Linked DNA regions of Homo sapiens: region 1 is linked to region 2. Evidence: chromatin contacts called from ENCODE Hi-C or POLR2A ChIA-PET data. All regions are on one chromosome and are shown on one strand. The core of a region is the stretch at or near the end of the contact, and the rest is flanking DNA. Distances in the headings are between cores, read along the strand shown. Region 1 has its middle 12 kb from the start of ZC3H7A. Region 2 holds the start of LITAF (lipopolysaccharide induced TNF factor).

The links. Hi-C counts contacts between places; a loop is a spot of excess contacts on that map. ChIA-PET counts read pairs that join two places held with the same protein, here RNA polymerase II (POLR2A). Pooled maps may share reads with other maps.
Region 1: a map with no recorded cell type shows a loop between it and region 2 (3-fold over the local background). The contact joins the enhancer-like site here to the promoter of LITAF in region 2. A Hi-C loop is called at or near these places in 5 of 37 single-sample maps with no recorded cell type and 4 of 50 pooled maps. POLR2A ChIA-PET finds 5 or more read pairs at or near these places in 6 of 52 experiments (AG04450, B cell, GM12878 and 2 more).

Annotation. Positions count from the first base shown.
Region 1 is chr16:11,806,586-11,812,178 of GRCh38, reverse strand. No RefSeq gene overlaps it. Among named protein-coding and RNA genes, the nearest start is that of ZC3H7A, 12 kb to the right of the region's middle. Within about 2 kb of position 2,123, at least 8 of the 41 ENCODE cell types and tissues checked have a DNase peak (open chromatin) inside an H3K27ac peak, as active enhancers do; they include B cell and GM12878, where a contact is called at or near this core.
Region 2 is chr16:11,585,267-11,590,516 of GRCh38, reverse strand. It overlaps LITAF (lipopolysaccharide induced TNF factor), which reads left to right and starts at 3,598. Exons shown (of 4, transcript NM_001136472.2): 1 at 3,598-3,631. RefSeq lists silencers at 3,245-3,724, 3,755-3,834 and an enhancer at 4,735-4,844.

The sequences.
Region 1 (5,593 bases), core at 874-3,373, 220 kb before region 2:
TCCCAGGTTCAAGCACTTCTCCTGCCTCAGCCTCCCAAGTAGCTGGGATTACAGGCGCCAGCCACCACGCCCGGCTGATTTTTATATTTTTAGTAGAGATGGGGTTTCACCATGTTGGCCAGGCTGGTCTCGAACTCCTGACGTCAGGTGATCTGTCTGCCTCGGCCTCCCAAAGTACTGGGATTACAGGCATGAGCCACTGCACCCAGCCCTGAATTTGATTCTTCTTCTTTTTTTTTTTTTGAGACGGAGTCTCACTCTGTTGCCCAGGCTGGAGTGCAGTGACGTGATCTCCGCTCACTGCAAACTCCGCCTCCCGGGTTCACGCTGTTCTCCTGCCTCAGCCTCCCGACTAGCTGGGACAACAGGCACCCACCACCACACCCGGCTAATTTTTTGTATTTTTTAGTAGAGATGGGGTTTCACCCTGTTAGCTAGGATGGTCTTGATCTCCTGACCTCGTGATCCACCCGCCTTGGCCTCCCAAAGTGCTGGGATTACAGGAGTGAGCCACTGCGCCTGGCCACCACATGGACATCTTTGAGGATCATCTTTCAATACCCCTTAGTCTCTGTGTTGTAGAACAGCAGCTATCAAGGAGCATTGTTCTTTTTTTTTTTTTTTTTTTTTTTTTTTTTTGATCCAGAGTCTGGCTGTGTTGCCCAGGCTGGAGTGCAGTGGCCAATCTCAGCTCACTGCAACCTCTGCCTCCTGGGTTCAAGTGATTCTCCTCCCTCAGCCTCCCGTGTAGCTGAGGTTACAGGTGCATGCCACTACACCTGGGTAATTTTTGTATTTTTGGTAGAGATGGGGTTACACCGTGTTGGCCAGGTTGGTCTCGAACTCCTGGCCTCAAGTGATCTGCCCACCCTGGCCTCCCAAAGTGCTGGGATTACAGGTGTGAGCCACCGTGCCTGGCCTTAACATAACTGTTTACAACAAAACTGTATAACCTGCCCGTCCTGCCTGGATGATTGATTCAGGATGCTTATGTTGATGCAGGAGAATGGGGTCTGGAGGCAGGGAACCTAAAAACTTCCTAGAACTAGGCCGAGTGCAGTGGCTCACACCTGTAATCCCAGCACGTTGGGATGCCGGGGCCGGTGGATCACCTGAGATCAGGAGTTCGAGGCCACCCTGGCCAACATGGTGAAATTCTATCTCTATTAAAAATAGAAAAATTAGCTTGGTGTGGTGGTGAGCACCTGTAATCCCAGCTACTTGGGAGGCTGAGGCAGGAAAATCGCTTGAACCTGGGAGGCAGAGGTTGCAGTGAGCCAAGATCCTACCACTGCACTACAGCCTGGGCAACAAAGTGAGACTCTGTTTTAATAAATAAACAAACAAACATACATACTTCCTAGAACTCAATAAAAGGGAAAAACCCCAATTAACTGTCTTTTTTTTTTTCTAGATGGAGTTCAGTGGCCTGATCTTGGCTCACTGCAACTTCCGCCTCCCGGGTTCAAGCAATTCTCCTGCCTCAGCCTCCCAAGTAGCTGGGATTACAGGCACCCCCCACCATGCTAGGCTAATTTTTGTATTTTTAGTAGAGACGGAGTTTCACTATGTTGGCCAAAGGTCCGCCCACCTCCGCCTCCGAAAGTGTTTGGATTACAGGCATGAGCCCTCCCCGCTCTCCCACCTCCAGGCCAAAACCCCAACTTTCTATGCCCAACTAAATAACTTTGTAACTTCACTTCAGCTATGGCAGGAAACATCCTCTTCATTTCCATGGGGTGTATGCCAAGTAAATAACTTTGTAACTTCACTTACCCTCTTCATTTACATAGGGCATACCAATGGGAAACCTCTGAAGGGTATTTAAACCCCAGAAAATTCTGTAACCAGCATTGTTGAGTCACTTCCTCTAACCTGCTCCCTACTCTGTGGAGTGTACTTTCGTTTCAATAAATCTGTGCTTTTCTTTCATTGCTTTGTGCGTTTCGTCCAATTCTTTTTTCAAAACGTCAAGAACCTGGACACCCTCCACCCGTAACAGTGTGACACAGTTCTGGCCAGAGTCAGGTCCAGGTTTTACGGAAGTATTTGTAAGAGCAAGGCTTTGTGGGAGTTGCTGAGAAAAGACCACCTAAGCCTGGAACTGCTGGCAGTTACGTTGCCGCAAGGGGTGAGTCTGCCTGAGAATGGAAAGCAGAACTGACAGAAGGAGAGAGAGTGCCTGAGTTTCTGATGATACTGACACGAACCTTACCTGGACAATTAAGTTCTATGAGCTCATAAATTTCCTTTCTTCCCCTTAGCCTTGTTTAATTAGGGTTCACTACTTAACAGTCTCTTACAACTAAAAAATTCTTTTTTTTTTTTTTTTTCAGATGGAGTCTCGCTCTGTTGCCCAGGCTGGAGTACAGTGGTACAATCTCAGCTCACCGCCAACCTCTGCTTTCCGGGTTCCACTGATTCTCCTACCTCAGCCTCCCTGGTAGCTGGGATTACAGGCGCCCACCACCAAGCCTGGCTAATTTTTTGTATTTTTAGTAGAGACAGTGTTTCACCATGTCAGCTAGGCTGGTCTTGAACTCCTGACCTCAGATGATCCACCTGCCTTGGCCTCCCAAAGTGCTGGGATTACAGGCGTGAGCCACCGCACCCAGCCAAAAAATTCTTGACATATGCACTCATAACACCTTGAAAGAAAATACCAGTGAAGTGCTTGAAAGGGAACTGGTCCCCAAAGGGTATTTGAATCACTAAGACTTGGGCAAGATTTGACTGCTTAGATTTGATATATGATATTCTAGTTCTAGGCCCGGGCGCAGTGGCTCACGCCTGTAATCCCAGCACTTTGGGAGGCCGAGACAGGCGGATCACGAGGTCAGATCGAGACCATCCTGGCTAACACAGTGAAACCCCATCTCTACTAAAAATACAAAACATTATCCGGGTGTGGTGGCGGGTACCTGTAGTCCCAGCTACTCGGGAGGCTGAGGCAGGAGAATGGCGTGAACCCAGGAGGCGGAGCTTGCAGTGAGCTGAGATCATGCCACTGCATTCCAGCGTGGGTGACAGAGCGAAACTCCGTCTCAAAAAAACAAAAAAAACACCAAAACTAGTTCGAATCTGGTTAGAACAACTTTATTGCTGGATTTTGACATCCTAGCAAAAAAGGTGCCAAACCATTGTCATACGTTTTGTGGATACATTTGCATATTTTATTATTATCTTTTTTTGAGACAGTGTCTTGCTCTGTTGCCCAAGCTGGGATGCAGTGGCACGATCTCAGCTCACTGCAACCTCTGCCTCCCGGGTTCAAGTGATTCTCCTGCCTCAGCCTCCTGAGTAGCTGGGATTACAGGCGCACGCCACCACGCCTGACTAATTTTTGTATTTTTAGTAGAGACGGGGTTTCACCACGTTGGTCAGGCTGGTCTCGAACTCCTGACCTTGTGATCTGCCCGCCTTGGCCTCCCAGTGTTAGGATTACAGGCGTGAACCACCACACCTGGCCAAATTAGCAGATTTTAAATCCTTTCGCTGATCCAAGCTGGGAAAAAAGACTTCACTGATACTGCAGAAGAGGTGGAAGAAACTAACATTTGAACTGAGAAGCACTAAGAAAGCCACCCTGAACCCAAAAGTACTGAAAACCTAGTTAGATATATTTTTGGGAAAAAAAAAAAAAGGAGATCTAAGTGCATCCTATAATAAATTTATATGAAATATGTATATGAACATTTTGTATTTTTTCTTCCAAAAGGGAATGCACGTGCACAAACACACACACATGCATGCTGAGATATTTAGTTCTCTGCACGTATACACTTTTTTTTTTTTTTGAGACGGAGTCTTGCTCTGTTGTCCAGGCTGGAGTATAGTGGGACGATCTCGGCTCACTGCAAGCTCCACCTCCCAGGTTCACGCCATTCTCCTGCCTCAGCCTCCCGAGTAGCTGGGACTACAGGCGCCCGCCACCACGCCCGGCTAATTTTTTGTATTTGTAGTAGAGACGGGGTTTCACCGTGTTAGCCAGGATGGTCTTGATCTCCTGACCTCGTGATCCGCACGCCTCGGCCTCCCAAAGTGCTGGGGTTACAGGTGTGAGCCACTGCGCCTGGCCTGCACGTATACACTTATAGTGGTGAGTGCTTACAGAAATATCTTTCGTTTTTGTTTTTGAGACAGAGTCTCGCTCTTGTCACCCAGGCTCGAGTGCAATGGCGCCATCTCAGCTCACTGTGACCTTTGCCTCCCGGGTTCAAGTGATTCTCCTGCCTCAACCTCCGAAGTAGCTGGTATTACAGGCGTCCACCACCACACCCAGCTAATGTTTTTGTATTTTTAGTAGAGAAGTGGTTTCACCATGTTGGCCAGGCTGGTATCTAACTCCTGACCTCAGGTGATCTGCCCGCCTCAGCCTCCCAAAGTGCTGGGATGACAGGCATGAGCCACCATGCCCAGCCAGAAATACCTTTTGTAATGAAGGCACATACCTTAAATATTACACTTGAAGGATGAATGATGTTAGGAAGCAGAGGTGGCTCAGTTCTTGTTTTTGTTTGCATGTCCTTCCAATTAATTGTTTGTGATATTTCACATTTATAGCACAATCAGATTACCAGGATTTTGATTTAACATTCATATTCATTCCTTCTATGCAAACGTCTTAAAAATCTGTTAAAATTTTTCTATAAATCCACCTAGAGCAGAAGAGGTAGGTCTGTGCTAAGTACATTTGTTTTTTTTGTTTTGTTTTTTTGTTTTTTTGAGACAGAGTCTCGCTTTGTTGCCCAGGCTGGAGTGCAGTGGCGTGATGTCGGCTCACTGCAGCCTCTGCCTCCCACGTTCAACAGATTCTCCTGCCTCAGCCTCCCAAGTAACTGGGATTACAGGCATGTGCCACCACACCCAGATAATTTTGTATTTTTAGCAGAGACGGGGTTTCTCCATGTTGTCCAGGCTGGTCTCAAACTCCTGACCACATGTGATCCACCTGCCTTGGCCTCCCAAAGTGCTGGGATTACAGGAGTGAGCCATCACGCCTGGCTTGCTAAGTACATTTTTTATTTATTTTATTATTATTATTTTTTTTTAGACAGAGTCTCACTTGGTCATTCAGGCTGGAGGGCCAGGGTGTAATATCGGCTCACTGCAACCTCCACCTCCCAGCTTCAAGCGATTCTCTGCTGCAGCCTCCCAAGTAGCTGGGATTACAGGTGCCCGCCTGTAAGCCAGGCGTGAGCCTCCATGCCCGACGCTAAGTACATTTTATAACAGCTTTGCAGAAGGGAAAGTGGCTTTGGATGTGTTCTCGGAAATATTTGTGTGGTTACTGAACTGAGGACTTATGCATTTTTTTATGTTTATGGTTTCTGTGAATTTCCTAATATGCCTTGATTCCCTGCCAAATTATATAAAAGACTGAGTAAAATGTATGATCCTTGAACATGTTTTTTAAAAAAGCCGTTGCATAATATTGTTGATTAGTTGAATTAAAGGAGCTCTCCAGCAGCTTCCTTTGAGGTGATTAGTATCTTTTATTTTTTATTTATTTATTTATTTATTTTCGAGATGGAGTCTCGCTCTGTCCCCAGGCTGGAATGCAGTGGCGCGATCTCCGCTCACTGCAAGCTCT
Region 2 (5,250 bases), core at 2,349-4,848:
TATCACAAAGTATTGAATATCTCATGTAATTTACTGAATACTATACTAAAAGTTAAAAACAGAATGGTTGTAAGGGTACTTGAAGTACGGTTTCTTTTGAATGTGTATCACCATCATAAAGTCAAAAAATCATAATTGAACCATCATTAAGTCTGGTACCATCTATATATGTATATATCTCCTCTCTCTTTCTTTGAAAGATTTCTGACTGATATACCACTTTAACTATATTAAATCTTCTGGTCCATGAATGTCTTTCCATTTATTTAGTTTTCTTTAATTTCTTTCAGCAATGTTTTGTAGTTTTCAGTGTATAGGTCTTGTTTGAACTTCCTTAGTTAAGCGTTTTCCTAAGTATTACATTCTCTCTCTCTCTTTTTTTTTTTTTTAGAGATGGGGTCTCGCTATGTTGCCCAGGCTAGATTCAAACTCTCATGCTCAAGGGGATCCTTCTGCCTCAGCCTCTTGAGTAGCTGGGACTACAGGTGTGTGCCACCATACCCAGCTTCTATCCTTTTGAGGCTATTGTAAATGGAGCCATTTTCTTAATTTCATTTTTGGATTGCTCATTGCTAGTATATAGAAATGCAACTGGCTGGGTGTGGTGCCTCACACCTGTAATCCCAGCACTTTGGGAGGCCCAGGCAGGTGGATGGCTTGAGCCCAGGAGTTTGAGACCAGTCTGGGCAACATAGCAAAGCCCTATCTCTACAAAAAATTACAAAAAAAAACTAGCTGGGCACAGTGGTACATGCCTGTAGTCCCAGCTACTGAGGAGGCTGAGGTGGGAGGATCGCCTGAGCTCAGGAGGTCAAGGCTGCAGTGAGCTGTGATCGAGCCACTGTACTGCAGCCTGGGTGACAGAGACCCTGTCTCGAAAAAAAAAAAAAAAAAAAAGCAACTGATTTTTGTATGTTAATCTTAAATCCCACAACTTTGCTGAACTGGTTTATTAGCTCTAATAGGTATTTAGTACATTCTTTAGGGTTCTTACATATAGGATCATATCACCTGTGAATAGAGATAGCTTCACTTTATCCTTTTCAATCTGGATGCTTTTATTTTTCTTGCCTAATGGCAATGGCCAGAACCTCCAGGACAATGTTGGACAGAGGTGGCCAGAGTGGGCACTTTGGCTTGTTCCTGTTCTTAGGGGTAAAACTTCCAGTCTTTTACCATTAAGTGTGTCATTAGCTCTGGGATTTTCATAGAAGCCCTAAGGTTGAGGAAGTTCCCTTCTATTTCTAGTTTATTATTATTTTTTTAATCATGAAAGCATTATTGGATTTCTTCAAATGCTTTTTCCGTCTATTGAGATGATCACGTGGCCCAGTTTACTTTTACCCCCTGGTTGGAAGCCTTGGGTTGGAAATTCAATCTCTGTGGTTTTTTGGGGATCAAAGAAAAGAGTTACAGTCTTATAGCTCTCCCCATAAATAATTGCAAGCTCACAGCCGTGGTAAGTGTTTAGGATGGATAAAAACACAAAGCTGGCTCCTGTTGCTGCTCAGCAGTTGGGGAAAGAAAAACAAATGAAGATGTGGTAGTATTCAGTAAAGGACAGAAGAAAATTCAGGCTTACTACTGCTTTTTACAGGAAGGAAGGGAGGAAGCGAGGAAGGGAGGAAAGGAGGAAGGGAGGAAGGAAGGAAGGAAGGAAGGAGAAAAGGTTGGGAGGGAGGGAGAGACAGAAAGGAAGGAAGGAAGAAAAGCATTCATACAGGGATGTTTCTTGAACGTTATCTCTGAGAGATTTTCCCTAGGTGTTATGTCTCCCTAGCAATGGTCTGTGATATTCTGTCTTAATGTCAGTATAATAATTGGTACCTTTGCAAGCCTTGGTTGCATCCTGAGAATGGAGGAATGGCAGAGGTTGGGTGTAATCCAATTTCCTGTTCTTCTCTTCTCCCTCCCTCCCTCCCTTCCTTCTTTCCTTCTCTTTCTTTTCCCTTTCTTTCTTTCTCTTTCTTTCTTCTTTTTCTTTCTTTTTTTTTTCTTTCTCTTTTCCCTCTTTCCCTCTTTCTTTCTTTGTTGCTTGCTTGCTACAGTGCAGTGGCTCGATTATAGCTCACTACAGCCTCAACCTCCGGAGGTCAAGGAATCCTCCCACCTCAGCCTCCTGAGTAGCTGGCACATGCCACCACTCCACCGCTTTATTATTATTCTTTTAATTAAAAAAATTTTTATAGAGATGGAGTCTCACTATGTTGTCCAGCCTGGCCTTGAACTCCTGGGCTCAAGAGATCCTCTGGCCATGGCCTCCCAAAGTCCTGAGACTATAGGCAAGAGCCACTGCACCCGCCCCCTTCATATTTTAAAAGCAGTAAAATGTTGCCCACACTAATAACATCTACATGGGAACCTCCTATGCTTGGGAGAACTTTGAAATCCCTTCCAACTTGGTAACTCGTCCACGGCTGAGGGTGGCCCGTCAGTGGACATGGCGCAAGGTGGCAAGAACTTGGGGCTGGGGACACTTTGCTGAGGGACCCGGGACAAGCCACACTCCCTATCTGGGCCTCACTATCTTTAGGACCTCGGGTAAAGGCATGGGATTTGGGCACCGGAGGGTTCTAAGATCCAGGTCTTTGCCAGCATGGGGCTCGGAAGCTCCCTGTCCAAATGGCGTTTGTTTGTGGATGGCCACATCATGGTTCTGCCCATCTCCTGACTCTGTGTACTCTGAAAGCCAGGCATGCTTCTTAATTCCCTCTAATGATTTCCCAGAGAGCCTGCTGGATCCAGGCTGCTGCTGTTATCACTGCAGCCGGCCGATGGGGCTCCAAGCAGACGGGCAGATGGCACCCATTTAGGGGCGGATGTGAAATGGGGCTACTGATTTCCAGAGCTTGCTTTCAGTGATGGCTGAGAAAGGCCTACCTGGCGGCACGGACCACCCTGGGGGCACAAAGCGGACAGGCAGCTGATAAGCCTTACCTAATACCTATCCTGTGCTAAAAACTTTACCATCTTCCCAGTTCACTCCCAGTCGGTCTTAGGAGACAGGACCGCTATTGTGCCCATTTTGCAGACAGGAAGCCGAGCTCAGAGAGGATGGGTAACATGCCCGAAGGCACAGAGAGTGTCTTGGTCTGTCCGGACGCGTCTGTAGAGTTACAGGAAGAGAAGGGCCGCCCTCCAGAGGGCCGGGAGCGCCCCAGCGCGGGTCCGGGGTCGAGGTTGGTGGTCCCGCCGCCTGGAAGTGGTGGAGCGGCGCGGGGAGGGGGGAAAGTGGGGAGAGCCGCGAGCGGCAAATCAGGAGGGAGGGCCAGGCTGTCGGGGGCGGACGGGTGGGGCTGGCACCGAGAGGCAGGGGCAGGATAGGAGAGTGGGGGAGACACCAGGTCCGCGCCAGGCGTCTCGGGGGTAAGCCTGGGAAGCTCTGGGGTGGCGAGCGAGCCGGGTGTGGGATGGAGCCTGGGGGCGATCAGAGTGAGGCGGGGAACCGGCGGTGGTCTCGCCTGGGGCCCAGGTGCGGGCCGCGGGGGCGGGAGAAGCCGGAAGCCCAAGCCGGCCGCGCTCCGCCCCGGCGGGTCCAGCCCCCGCCCCCGTCCCCGCCGCCCGGCCCTTTTCTCGGGGCGCCCGAGAGGCCAGCTCAGACCTCCCGGCTCGACAGGCGGCGCGGGCGGCGGTGAGTGCGGCGCGGGGACGCCGGGGCGCGGGGACCAGCGGGAGACAGCGGGGGGCCGGTGGCGCCAGCACCTGCTGGGGGCCCCGGGCACTGAGCCCTTGGCTGGGGCCTCCTGGGATGCCAGGGGGCGCGGGTCGGGTCGCGGGCATCGAGGCGCGGCGGAGGGCGTGGGGGCCCGGCCGGGGCGGGGTCCGGCCTCCCAGCGCTGGTCCCGGCCGCGTCTCCGGTTGGGTTCAGCTCCTGCGTCCCAGAGTGGCCCGATCGCGCGTGGCGGGGTCGTCCGGCCCCCACCCGAACGAGCGCCCTTCGCGGCCCGCCGCGTCCCCCTCCCCGGAGAGGACGGCCCCTGGGCTTTTTAGAAAAAGGCGCGATTCTCTCTAGTGACTCAGGTTGAGATTTCCAGAAATATCCCCCGGGGGTTCAGAAACAAAACCAAAACAAACAAAAAAACCCCAACGAATTCCCAAATGCTATTTGCCAAACATTTGACTTCTAGGGGCGCGGGTACCCGCGTTTCTCTCCCTGCCCCCGCGACTTCGCGCAAGATCCGGGAAGGACACCCGAGGCCCCTGGGAGACCCTGGGGAGGTGAAAATCAGAGAGCGAAGCGGGCCGTGGCCCCTAGGCCTGACCCCTCCCCGCGGGGTAAGGCGGGCACCCCGCGAGCGCAGGGGTCCTCTTACTGCTGATGGCACCCAGCTCTGGGCCCAGACGCCGCTCACCGTCCACCGCCGGTGCTGGGTAGGTGCTGGTGGGACCAGCTGGTGACTGGTGGCAGAAGTGGATCTCGCCCCTCCCTGCCAAGCTAGGCAAATACCCTCCCCGCTCTGGTTTGCAGGTCACTGTGGATAGGTGGTCAGTTGGTGGTGTGCCCGAAGCTCTTCGGGGTCAGGGAGAGGAGGTGATAGGGGAAAGGTGTATGTTCTGGAAGGGCCAGTCATGCTTCAGGGACCAGGCTAGTTGGACCTTCACTGGTTTTCTACTTCCCGACAGTGGAGCTGATGTCACTGGCTGTTGGACTGAGCAGTGGTCACTGGGAAATCTACAGTTTGTGGAAGCCACGGGGTCTTCCAAGCTCCTACCAGTCTTCCCAAAGAGGATGCCTCCCTCCCCTTGGCCTGGTGCACTGGTGCTGGTTCAAAGACTGTCTGAAGCCCAGCTTGGGGTCCTCTTTAGGAAAGCCATGATTTGCCTTAATGTGTGCTTGGCTGCTTCATCTGCCCTCTCACCCCCTGCCTTCTCAGAGTGACTCTTTTTAGGACTTCCTATTTAGGACTAACCCAGATGCCTACAGAGAGAAGTGCAGGCTGGTATCTGGAATTCCACCAGTGTTTTGGTTTTATCAGTTGGAGCAGGATCTAGATGGCGTGTGACTTGCTTTACCTGGCATAGAGTAACACCCATATTGCACTTGGCTTTCTTCTCCACCAGCCCTTGCTCTGGGAACTAAATGTGCACCAAACTCTCTAAGAAACATTTAATTGTAATCTACCATGAGGGAGGCCCATCTCCCTCTTTCCTGTTACTTTAAGGCATGAATAATTGATGCATTTATTCACATTTGAGAAAGTATCTTGTAATGTTTTCACAGATTAAGTGACTGGGTGATTGATCTAAGAC